2 separate regions of the Mus musculus genome follow, and region 2 is linked to region 1. The links are chromatin contacts, found by Hi-C or POLR2A ChIA-PET in ENCODE. All regions are on one chromosome and are shown on one strand. Each heading gives the region's core, a stretch centred on a gene start or an enhancer-like site at or near the end of the contact. The rest is flanking DNA. Distances are from core to core; before and after follow the strand shown.

Region 1 (5,520 bases), core at 323-2,822:
GGAGGGGTGTGTGTGTGTGTGAGCAACTGTGAACAAGCAAGGAACAAAGTTAGCATCCTGTTATTTCAGCTACCATGCGGGAGCCTCCACTGTTCGGGAGCCTCTGCCACGCGGGAACCTCCAAAGTGACCATAGGTGGAACCAGCCTGGCCACGTCTGAATTCTGCACATACCAAGATTTGATAAGCTGTGTGACTTTATAAACTCGTTTAACCTCTCTGTGCTATGGTGCTCTTGTTTGTTGGTACGGCAAGTGTTGCCATCAAGCCAGGCACAAGCTTTCAGTCCAGGTGTTCCATCTTTCAGGGTTGGTCCTCTCTTGAGTCTGTTGTTTTATGGGTATTTTTCCTGGGTATTTTTCCAGGAAGCTGGTGCCCAATTCCTCCAAAGCCGGAGGGATCGTAAGAGCAGTATTCTTTCCTGTAAATGCTCAGCCGAGGGTCGTGGGGTCAGTGAGTGGATTCATTAACTGCAGGTGCCACCGTGGTCTGTGCTGATTTAGGACGGCACTATCCAAGCCGGTGACTTTTCACGCTTCTCCAACTGTATAAAAATGAACCGTCACTGGCGATCTATACATAGAAAGTTCCCGTTTCCGTGCTTGTGCAAAGAGGGTGGGCGTGCTGGGACATTTGCATAAAGCTGGTGGATGCGGAAGGCTGTGGGCTCTGGAGGGGGGGGGGAGCTTGTTTGCTTGTGGTTTGAGGGGCTACTGTGTCCTCCCAGTAGAGCTAGGAAAGACAAGAAAATAAGAATAAGTGAGATAAACTGGGAAAGAGCCACAGATTTTCCAAATGGAGGAGGAGGAGGAGGCAGTCACTCCAAAATAGCAACGCTCAGTCTGTAAGAATGGGCAGGTTTTAAGAGAGATGAAACAGGACAGGATACCTGGCCTTCAGGTGGGCTTCCAGGACCAGAGACTGGCATGTGGGAGCCACCTTTCCTATCTGCCCCCTCAATGCCCTTTCCCTGTATTGTTAGATATAAGGAGGCGACTAATGGGCTGTGCTCTAAGTACAGGGATATTTAGACATGCAAATGAGTACAGCTTGTTAATGAGCAGAGGGTGATTAGGCGGCAGGGAGCTGCCAGCCCAAGCCGAACAATAGGTGAAAGGACCAGGTGTCTAAAAGGGAACCTCCACCTTCCCCTCCAGCCCCTGCCGCTCAGCATCTCCAACTGGCAGGGCATCTCCAACCGCCAGAGAAAAGGAAGATTCAGGAAAGATCTGGTTGGGTCTCCTCAGGGACCTCCCCCAGAGTCTTTTTGAACTACTCTGGGGGCCCCAGAGGGTTGTGAGGCAGGTGAAGGTTCCCAGGAACCTTTCTGGGCAGTGATTGGAAATCTTGGGAACAGGGAATCCAGGGAAAGGATCTGTGAGAGGGAACAGCGTCTGCATTTGTGGGGACAGAGACTCTGTGTTACTGGAAAAGGCACAGACTTCAGACTTTATGGACCTGAATTTATTGAGCCAGATCCATCGGATGTGTTGTATCCATGAAAGCTGGCTAGCTGAAGGGGTGCCAACTGCAGAGCCAGCCTTCCCCTCGATAAATTATGGAACTTGGCCCGTGGCATATTACTTTCTCAGCCACTGGAGGCTTGCCAAGCATGGGAGGTCATTGCAACAGACTCACAACCAGTCTAAACCAGACTGGTGATGTACTTTCTGAATTGTTCTGAGGCAGTCCAGAGCAAGGCCTGGAGTTTTTGTTATTTTCTCCTTCTTCCCTCCCCCATCAGCTTCCTGTTCTTTGTGATATCTAGGGTTTTTTGTTTGTTGTTGTTGCTGTTGGGTTTTGTTTGTTTGTTTGTTTTGGGTTTTTTTTTTGTTTTTGCATAACTTTGGGGATAGGGAAGTAGTTCAGTTGGTGGAATGTCTGTCAAGTGTGAACCAGGCTCTAGGGTCCATCTTCAACATAGCATAAACTGGGGGGGGGGGGGGGGGGGGGCGGTTACGGCCTGTTATATAGATAAGGAGAGTCGTGGCAGGTTGGTTTCGAAGGAGCTGATGTATAATTACCTTCAGGAATGAACTTTATTTAGGAGACAGAGCCCTGAGGCCATGATCAAGCTTTGAGCTGGGATAGCCTTAGAAACAGACAGGGCCTTGTACCCGAGACAGCATGCCTGGAGTCTTGAAGGGAGTGAGGGACCAACCTTTCAAACCTGAAGAGAAGCATCTTTAAGAGGGATAACTAAAAGTAACAACAAGAAAGATACAGAGCCGCCATGATCTGGATGGACCACCATGATTCGGATAGTCAGGGGAGGCCCAGAGGAGATCTCTGAGAAATCTCACAAAGGAATATATCTGACTTTTATATCTTTTCAGGGGGTGAAAGCAAGTTACACACAGATTTAGTCCCAGGCTGATGTGGCAAAGAGTATGCAGGAGAAAGGTATTGGCTCAGGCTATAAATTAGAGGCTTTGGGGCCTCAGCGCAATGATTTAACTGTTTCAGAGAGAAAGAGATAGAGACAGGGAAAGATGGAGACGGGGAGGCGGGGGTGAGGTGGGGTGGGGCAGCCGGTTTCTTTGGGCTGTGAGATCTGGCCTCTTAGAGAGGCAAATCTATGATCTCAGCACATGCCCATGATTCCAGCCTTCAGAAGGCAAAGGCATAAGGAATAAACAAAGCTCCAAGTTAGCGCTGGTGAGATGGCTCAGTGAGTAAGAGCGCTTAGTACTGTTTCAGAGGACCTGGGTTCAGTTCCCAACATCCACAGTCGGCAGCTTGCAACTGTCAGTAACTGGTTTCATGGGACCTTATGCACTGCATGCATGAAGGCACACACACACACACACACACACACACACACACACACACACTCAGGCACGCACATATACAAAGATTTAAAACAAAAAAACAAAACAAAACTTAAGCCAGGCAGTGGTGGCACACGCCTTTAATCCCAGCACTTGGGAGGCAGAGGCAGGTGGATTTCTGAGTTCGAGGCCAGCCTGGTCTACAGAGTGAGTTCCAGGACAGCCAGGGCTACACAGCAGAGAAGCCCTGTCTTGAAAAACAAAACAAAACAAAACAAAAAAACAAAACAAAACAAAAAAACCCAACCCAAAACAAACAAACAAACAAAAACTTTAAGGCAACCCTTGGCTACATAGTTTGAGGCCAGCCTGAGCTACGTAAGACCTTGTCATACATACAACAACAATGACAAAAATTCCACACCTCTCCCCCCAAAAAGTGAGCCATCTCTTTTGCTTGCACATATACAGACACCCATGAAAGGCTTAAAAGCCTCAAAGCAGCTTAAATCTGTGTCGGGTCCCCTCAAATCCTCCATCTCTGCCAAGTGGCTTGATCACTCCAGACTCCCGCCATGGACCTAACCTTCTATTAAGGTCATCAGACTCTGCACCATGTCACTCAGCCTCACTGAGCCCTGCCCATAAATATGGATGGCATGCTAACAAGACTTGGTGCTAATTCAACAGCAGTGGAGTGCGGGTGTGTGAGCGGATCACACACACACAGAACGGTATTGAAAAGCAGGAGTAATAATTAGAGTTTAATAAATGGTAATTTGCTCCTTGCCACCTCATGTGTCGGGAGCTGGGGAGCATAATAAAGGGTCCCTTCAGGAAGGTAGAAGGCAGAACATTTGCTGCGATGGCTTCATTTTCATTCTCAGGACTGAAATTAATTCTCGTCTACCTACGGATCCTCTCCTTTCTGAAAATAACTCCCACAGAATGTAGAAGACACAATTTGATAAGAATTATTTATCACTGGGACCAAATTTTAACTGAAGTTACAGAATGAAGAAGCCCTAGCTCCAGAGAGACAAAGTGTGGTGAAGAATGCAAATGACTATCTGGATCTTTCAAGGGAGGAATCTGGATCTTTCTTGCTCGACTGAGCGTTTGACTCATCTGAATAATTGTTCTCCTCCTTTAGGTCTGGTGGGGAAGTCCTGGCCAGAAGATGGGTCAGCAGAGAGCCTTAGGTGAGCATGCGTGAAGAGAGGACAGGAAGGCTGCAGACGCTTCAGCCTCCAGAGCTGTATGGTGGCAGGCTTAGTAGGCTGGCCAGGCAGAGCAGTGGTTGGAGGACGTATTCCTTGAAGCCACACACGAAAGCAAGCAATGCTAATGGACACAGAAACCAAGGCCAATGGAGCCAGAGTAAACCTGAAGATAGCTGGGTCTGGCTGAGTGGGGCTGGGAAGATGAAGAAATCGAGCTGAACAGAACAAGGCGGTGTGCGCACATGCTCAGCTGTGTACATTTGCACGTGTGGTGTGAAAATGGAAGGGCCCTGAAGGTTCTCCCCTTTTAAATATGGCTACTTTAGGGGCTGGAGAGATGGATCAGGGGCTGAGTGTGCAGTGCTCTTGCAGAGGATCCTCGTTCAGTTCCCACAACCCATGATGGGCAGCTCACAGCCAACTGTAATTCCAGCTCTGGGGGAAATCCACTGCCCCTGGCCTCTGTGAGCACAGGCACTCATGTGCACATACTTCCCTCATCCACATGTAATTAAAAAGAAAATAAAGCTTGGGCTGGAGAGATGGCTCAGCTGTTAAGAGTACTGACTGCTCTCCCAGAGGTCCTGAGTTCAATTCCCAGCAATCACATGGTGGCTCACAACCATCTGTAACGGGATCTGATGCCCTCTTCTGGTGTGTCTGAAGACAGCGACAATGCACACACACATATAAAAATAAATAAATCTTTAAAAAGAAAAAAAAAAGAGAAATCTTTCTTTTAAAAAAAAAAAGACAGCTGCTTTAGAACTGAGCCCGGGGGTGCTCTGGGTAGCAGAGTGTTTCCTTAGTAACCATAAAGTGTTTCATCCCCAGCACTGTATAAACCAGATGTGGTGAGCACTGTGTAAACCAGATGTGGTGGTGTGTGCCTGTAATCCCAACACTCAGGAGGTAGAGGCAAGATGACCAAAAGTTCAATAATGTTCTTGGATACTACGTTAGTTACTTTTCTGTTGCTGTAATAAAACTCCATGACCAAAGTGATTTATAGAAGAAAGGGTTTACTTAGTTTTTTTGTTTTTTTGTTTTTTTCGGTTTCAGAGAGGAAGGAGTCTATCATCACAGCCAGGAGCATGGATGGCAGCAGGCAGACAGAGCGCTTGAGCAGCAGCTGAGAGATCACATCCAGATCCACTAACAGAAGACAAAGAGGGGACTGGAGATGGAAGGAGGCTTCTGAAACTTAAAATTCCCCCGTCCTCGCACACCTCCTCCAACAAGGCCACACCTCCTAATCCTTCCTACCTCAGGTCAAGTATTCAAGTCCATGAGCCGATGAGGGCCATTCTCGTACACACCACCACAGTTACATAGCAAATTTAAGGCCAACCGGGGCTACAGATGAGACCCTGTCTCCAAAACAAAACCAAATAAATAAATTAGTTAACTAAATAAAGTAAGCAATTATAGAGACAAAGACAGCTGCTTTATTTAAATGTCTGGGTGATCTATGACCGTGGTCAACTGGTGCACTCAGTTTTCAAACACGAATCTCTCTTGGAGGCT
Region 2 (6,470 bases), core at 2,936-5,435, 35 kb before region 1:
GGGATAAATGTGTGTGTCTGGTGTGTGTGTGTGTGTGTGTGTGTATGTGACAAGGAATTTGTCCTGTAATTCTGTGAGCTGGCAAGTCCAAACCCTACAAAGCCAAAAATGTCCTGACTCTAACCCTAAGACAGAAAGTTGCCAGGAAAGAGTCACGGTCCCAGTTCAAAGGGCTTCGAGAGAACTCCTGTGTAGGAAAGGCTCAGCCTGTTCATTCTAGCCCCAAAACAGTCACTTGTAAACATCTAACATCCTCCAAACAGTAGAGACAGTAGCGGGAACTGAGGCCACGTACCACTCCTGCCTGCCCCCAGGACTGATTAAATCTCTCCACATCGCCAGACCTACGTTTCCTGGTGCTCGCTAAGTGTAAGACTGACACAGGCACAGGCAGAGCAGGTAGACAGGAAGTAGCTCAAACGCACAGGAGGAACTGTGGTGACCTCAGAAAGGCCATGTCACCCCGTCTCACTCTAGCCTGATCAGGCTCTCAGCTGGACTAAGGGAAGGCCCGGCAGCCTTCTCTGAGGGAGGTGTTGTAGTGCTTTATCAACCCCTCAACCAAAACCTTTCCATAGCTTCACAGCAGCTGACACTGTCCAGATGGTCTGAACCTTCTAATGGTGTCGGGAATCACGATGATATTGTAGCTATGTAGTGTTTGCTCTTATCCTTATATGATGCGGGTACAAGTATTAAGAGGAGATATGTGCTGGGTGGTGGTTGTACATGCCTTTAATCCCAGCACTCGGGAGGCAGGGGCAGGCAGATTTCTGAGTTCAAGACCAGCCTGGTCTACAGAGCAGTTCCAGAACAGCCAGGGCTACACAGAGAAACCCTGTCTCAAGAAACTGAGGGGGCGGGAGACAAACTAAAAAGCACAAGAAATGTGAAGAGTCTGAGTTCTGTCCTGATCACCAGCAAGTCCATCGCACAAAGCCGACTGACTCCCTCAGACCCTCTGTCATCCCCTTTCCAGCATAGGAGTGATTACCATCTTCCCCACCCCACCCTGCCCTACTCTGTGCTTCTCATCCTCCCTACTCTCCCTCATCCCTGAGCTTCCTCCCCCGACTCTCAAGCACACCAAGAGTGTGAGAGACAGCAGACTGATTGTGCTCGGACCAGTGCCATGAACAATGACCCTGTCAACTCCTGTGACCTGAGAATTCAAGGAATGCAGCTCAGACTGCATTCTCTGTTCAGACCCTGCTGACCCTGGCATCCACTTCAAAGTACCTTTCTGCATGGACTATTATTAAGTCCGTGTCCCCATCTCGTACTGTCTAATAAGAGCCCCAGCCGGCCGCACAATCTCTGGGATGCCTGAGTGTTATTCAAGTCATCTCTATGTAATGAAAGCCCAGAGACAATCACACCCCAGGACAGAGAGAACTGTCCTCAGCATAGCTCATCCACGAAACATCTCCCCTGGCATCTGAGTGTACAGGACCACTAAGAAGACCAACACCTTGTTTATCCAGAATCTTCTGCAAAGCTGATGTCATTCATATCTGATCAACCTTTCACAATGAGGCTAATTAGTTCATTATGACAGCTTTAAACACAATACTGGAGAAGGTATCGTTAGCCCCATTTTATAGATAAGGAAACCAAGGCTCAGAGAAGCTGTGATTTGTCAGTGGCCACATAGCTGTGCACAGTCAGGCAGGGAACTAACCATAGGCCTATTTGATTCTGAAGCTCACAATCTTACTTGCATCCCTGACATCTGCTAAATGGGTATACCTAAGAATGCTAAGGCTGGGACAGGGAAGTAAGCCAGTGTTAAGAGCACCTCCAGAGCACGTGTGAGTCCCTGAATTAAATCCCCAGAACTAAAACAAAATGCACAAGTAGGGATTCCATCCACAAAGAACTCTCCTGGGCCTGTGCAAGACCAGATTCAGTCATGATATGCTTACTAAACTAGACTATTCATTCACAACTTAGCCACAAGTCTCTGCTCCTTTCAGAAATACAAGGGCACTGTAGCACCCTCTCAAATACAGATGGAAAAGAAAATCAGGCTAATGTCAATTACACACACACACAAAGGAATGCTTTAAAAAACAAAATCTTAGAGAGATAGGATGCCTTAGACTCCAGCCTTACAATCTGAGTTCAAACTCTTGGATCCCACAAGGTGGCAGGAGAGAACCAATTCCCAAAAGCTGTCCTCTGACCTCCACTTGTGACCACACACACACTCATTACACTCACATACAGAACTGAATGGGTCTAGTGGCATATCCCCGTAATAGCACTCAGGAGGTAGAAGCAGGAAGCCTGGGTTCAAGGTCCAGTCTAGGCTACATAATAAGCTCGAGGTCAGCCTGGGCTATCCAAGATCCTGCCTGTCTCAAAACTTAAACAAGGGGCTGGAGAGATGGCTCAGCAGTTAAGAGCGCTGACTGATCTTCCAGAGGTCCTGAGTTCAAATCCCAGCAACCACATGGTGGCTCACAACCATCTGTCCCAAGACTGGATGCCCTCTTCTGGTGTGTCTGAAGACAACTACAGTGTACTTACACATAATAAATAAATCTTTAAAAAAAAAACTGAAACAAAACCAGTTTATAAAGCTTAAAGAACATGACCTATTGGTGGGGGCGGGGGGCATAAAGGGAACTTCCTGGGTGCCAGGTGACAATGCTGGCACAGGTGCTAAGAAGAAAAGACCCAATCACAGGTAAGCTCACTGTCGTTATCACTAACCTGTGTCCTAACACGGGTCACCTAAAAATAATTGGAAAAAGAGTCATACATTTAAAAAGATAATGGAACTGCAGAAAATAACCCGAAATTATGCCCAATTGAGTACTGATAAAAGCTAAATTAAGCCTGCACCAGCCATTTTTTTTAAATACGCAATTAATCTTCATGATGGAGAAAGTTGAAAATAGGAATGGTTAGCTCCCTGCCCCCGCCCACCCTAGGGCTCCATCTGGCATATTTATGTTCTTCCAGCAATCCTGCCTCCCCTCGTCCCTCTCCCACACAGCCAAGGTCAGGCCAGCCTCCCTACATTCCCACCGGCACACCCTTCAGAACCAGTTTTTGGTCCATCCCTGTGGGAGGTGGGGATGCTGGAAATGAATCCTGGGGCTTGACGATGCCTGGCAACCTTTTTACCACGGAGCTGTTCCTAGCTCCTAGTTAGCAGCTAAGCTAATCAGTCTCTTTCTTCCTGGCCAAATCCCACGTGCCACCCAAGGATATACACTTTATCCTTCCCTTTCTTTGGCCCACCCCCACCCCCACCCCCACCTTATACCCAGAAGACAGGTATGTAAGAGTAAGGACTTCAAATGAGTCCCAAGGGCCATCACTGGGCACATGGGGAGATAAAATCTGATCCAGGCAAACATTGGAAAATTATTCTGTAATAAAGCGAATGAAGCACTTACATATGCTACCACGTGCGTGCTTTGAATGAGGCATAAAAGACGCAGGAAACCAATAACCGGGGCTGCATATGATTGATTCCATTTCTGTGAAATGTTCAGAACTAACAAAATCTATGGAAATCAGCTAAGTGGTTGCCTAGCGCAAAGAGAAAGGACGAGACTGGAGAGGGGTTTTGCCAGCAAATGTAGATGGTTTTCTTTCAAGGTAAATGTTCTAAAATCAACAGTGGCCATAGATGCACATCTGCGCACATTCTAAATGTTATTAAACGTGTGCACTTTAGCACTGGCCGGGAATCACAGTACTACTGGGAAGTTGGGGCAGGGGGATTACGAGTTCAAGGCCAGATAGGGTTACATATTGCAAAGACCAAAATTATTCCAGATACTCCTGGTAACAGGGTGTTCCTGCAGACCGAGTGAGAGTAGCACGTCTCCTCTTTGAAAACCATAGAACGGAGGCTGCTCCAGCCGAGTGCAGATGCCAGCAGCACATGGCAGAGACCTGGCTCCCCGTGTCCTCCGACACCGCATCCCGGCCTCCCACGCTCCTCCGCGGCGCGGCAACTATGGCTGCGACAGGTGTCGCTGGCACTAGGGGAAAGCCTGGAGAGCCCGCAGATCGCCCCCAGGGCTTCCACATATCCCGGCCCTGCAGGCAGCCTCGGTAATCCCCAGCCCGCCCCTGCCGCCCCCCGAGTCCCCGCCCAAGGGCCCGCGCAGCGCGGCTCACCCGCCTTCCCGGCGGACGCCAACTGGAGACACCGCGAGCGACACGATTGCGCCTGCGCGGCAGAAGCAAGCGCAGCCCCGCCCCCGCCTGGTACCCTAGCGCCCTCTGCCGGCCATCCGCGGGACTCGGGGTCCTACTGGGTGCGGGCTTCCTGATCCGACCCCGCCCAGTTGGCTGGAACCACGGCCCGCTTTTCCTTGTCTCCCTTACAACCTTGGATACAAACTCTGATGGCAAGCTCTTCTTCATATTCCCACGAATGGAGAATATTAGGGGTGCTCAAGATCTGTGAAACGTCTTCTTGAAGGACGTGTCCTTCCTGTTGTTATGTTGATGACAGGAATTATGTTTGGAAGGGAGTCTTCATTTCGAGTCACTTGATCAAATTACAGTCCCACAACACCTGTCAGAAGAATACATATGACAGTAATAGGCACGCTTCCTTTCAACTCTGCTATAATTATAATCGAGGGAGAGAATGAAGAATCTTAACTTGCAGCTACTGCCGGGATCATTTTTTGAAAATGAAATAATGCTGTTTCATTAAACGGGTTCTCCCCACTCGCGCATGTTTAAAGTCAGAATGCTTCTCTGAATTGATTTAAACACAAGTTTTATATCCTGAAAGAAATAAAGACAGGTCTTTTTCATGAGACAAACGCCCTGTTCAATGAGGCTTCTAGCTTCTCTGGGCCGCTGTCTGAAAGGCAGCAAGGGCGCCGGTGGATAACATTGCTTCTCTTCATCTTTCCTCTTCGGGGCTTTAAAAAAAATCTACCTATAATGAAAAGCCCGATTTCCTTACACACGCTCCTCATGTAGCTGCTTTAACAAGACAATTGCTTATAATGCCTTTTTTCTTCATTTTTTAAAAGTAAACATCGCTGTTTAGCAGCACTCGGAAGTCTATTTTTCTTCCTCTTAGGAAGCAGGGGCTATTTCTTAACAGAACTACTTCCTTTCTCTGATTCATCTTCAACTCTCTAGAATGCCACCGTCTCCCTCCCGCACCCCCCCCACACACAAAGCACCCCCTTCCTCCTCTTCAGCTAACACTCTACCCCGTCTTCAAATCTGTGTGGGAGGATTCTTCCCCTGGAATACCCAGATAATTTCCTTCATTTATTTTCAAACTGTAGACTTGGACCAACTGTATCTGAAAGATCCGAATGCACCCTCATAAATCAGCCTTTTTATTTACCCATGCATAATCACGGCATGTCATTAGTGCAGATCCAATCAATAAATCATTACGCTTTTAGAGCCCTTACTAGGAGCAACCTGCTGGGACACCAATCCACTCTCTCGTACAACATTAAGATCCTTTCATATTTTTAAGAAATTTCAATCTGTTCTCTCAGTCCCCCTCTTTTGTTCCTAGATCTCCGTGTTCCTGCTTCAGAAGCCTCATTCTAATACCTAGGTCATAAAATATTCAAGAAGCAAGCTGTTAGCTCTACCTCCGAAAGGCTCCACCTTCCTGCCTCTTGTGTTACTTCTGTCTTTACAGAGACACAACATTTATCTTTCTCGAAAACTCTTTGTCGACAGCTAGGCAGCACAAAAGAGAAAGAACAGAAAAGAAATTTTTTTATTTTTTAGCTTGAGGGAGAGATGTGGATAGCAGCTCCCTTTCTTTTACCGAGTCACAGTGAGAACTTGGATTTAAGAATAATCCAAGCCAGGCAAGGAGGTGCACACCTTTAATCCAAACACTCCAGAGGCAGAGGCAGGTGGAGCTCTGTGAGTTCGAGGCCAGGCTGCTCTACAAATCGAGTTCCAGGACACCCAGGGCTGTTACACAGAGAAACAGGGCTGTTTTGTCTTGTAAAAGCAAAAAAAAAAAAAAAAAAAAAAACACAAATAAAACAAAACAAAACAAAAGAAAGAAGAAAGGAAGGAAGAAAATAAAAAACAAAAAAAGAATAAGGAAATAGTGATTCTTTTTAACTTGACAGAAACTTTAAATTTCTTTTCATTTCAGTAGTAAAACTAAAGAATTCTTACCAGTCCAAGCATTCACTGAAATAGCACCAAGTCTGTAACCTAATGGAAACCCACCCATTCTCATCTTGTCATTTTCTTCCACACTGAGATTGGCAGCTGGGCGCCCTGGTGTCAGGCTGCATGATATTTACAGGTCAGTGGAATTTCTTTTTTTTATTAAATATGGAACACTTCACGAATTTGCGTGTCATCCTTGCACAGGGGCTGTGATAATCTTAGTATATGTGCTGCTGAAGCGAGCACAGGTCAGTGGAATTTTAAAGACCTTTTGCTTAAGAAATTTATCACTCAAGGGTTGGCCGTGCAGGAGATCCCTCCTC

What was found. A loop is a pair of places that touch in the nucleus more often than their neighbours do. ChIA-PET counts read pairs that join two places held with the same protein, here RNA polymerase II (POLR2A).
Region 2: a loop to region 1 is called in a map of left cerebral cortex, with 5 times the contacts of the local background. The contact joins the promoter of Lyrm9 here to the enhancer-like site in region 1. A Hi-C loop is called at or near these places in 6 of 37 maps with a recorded cell type or tissue (adrenal gland, heart and left cerebral cortex). POLR2A ChIA-PET finds 5 or more read pairs at or near these places in 2 of 5 experiments (both embryonic stem cell).

Annotation. Positions count from the first base shown.
Region 1 is chr11:78,787,803-78,793,322 of GRCm38, reverse strand. No RefSeq gene overlaps it. Among named protein-coding and RNA genes, the nearest start is that of Lyrm9, 36 kb to the left of the region's middle. Within about 2 kb of position 1,572, at least 1 of the 3 ENCODE cell types and tissues checked has a DNase peak (open chromatin) inside an H3K27ac peak, as active enhancers do; it is left cerebral cortex, where a contact is called at or near this core.
Region 2 is chr11:78,824,310-78,830,779 of GRCm38, reverse strand. It overlaps Lyrm9 (LYR motif containing 9), which reads right to left and starts at 4,185. Exons shown (of 4, transcript NM_001076681.2): 1 at 4,144-4,185. It also overlaps the pseudogene Gm23219.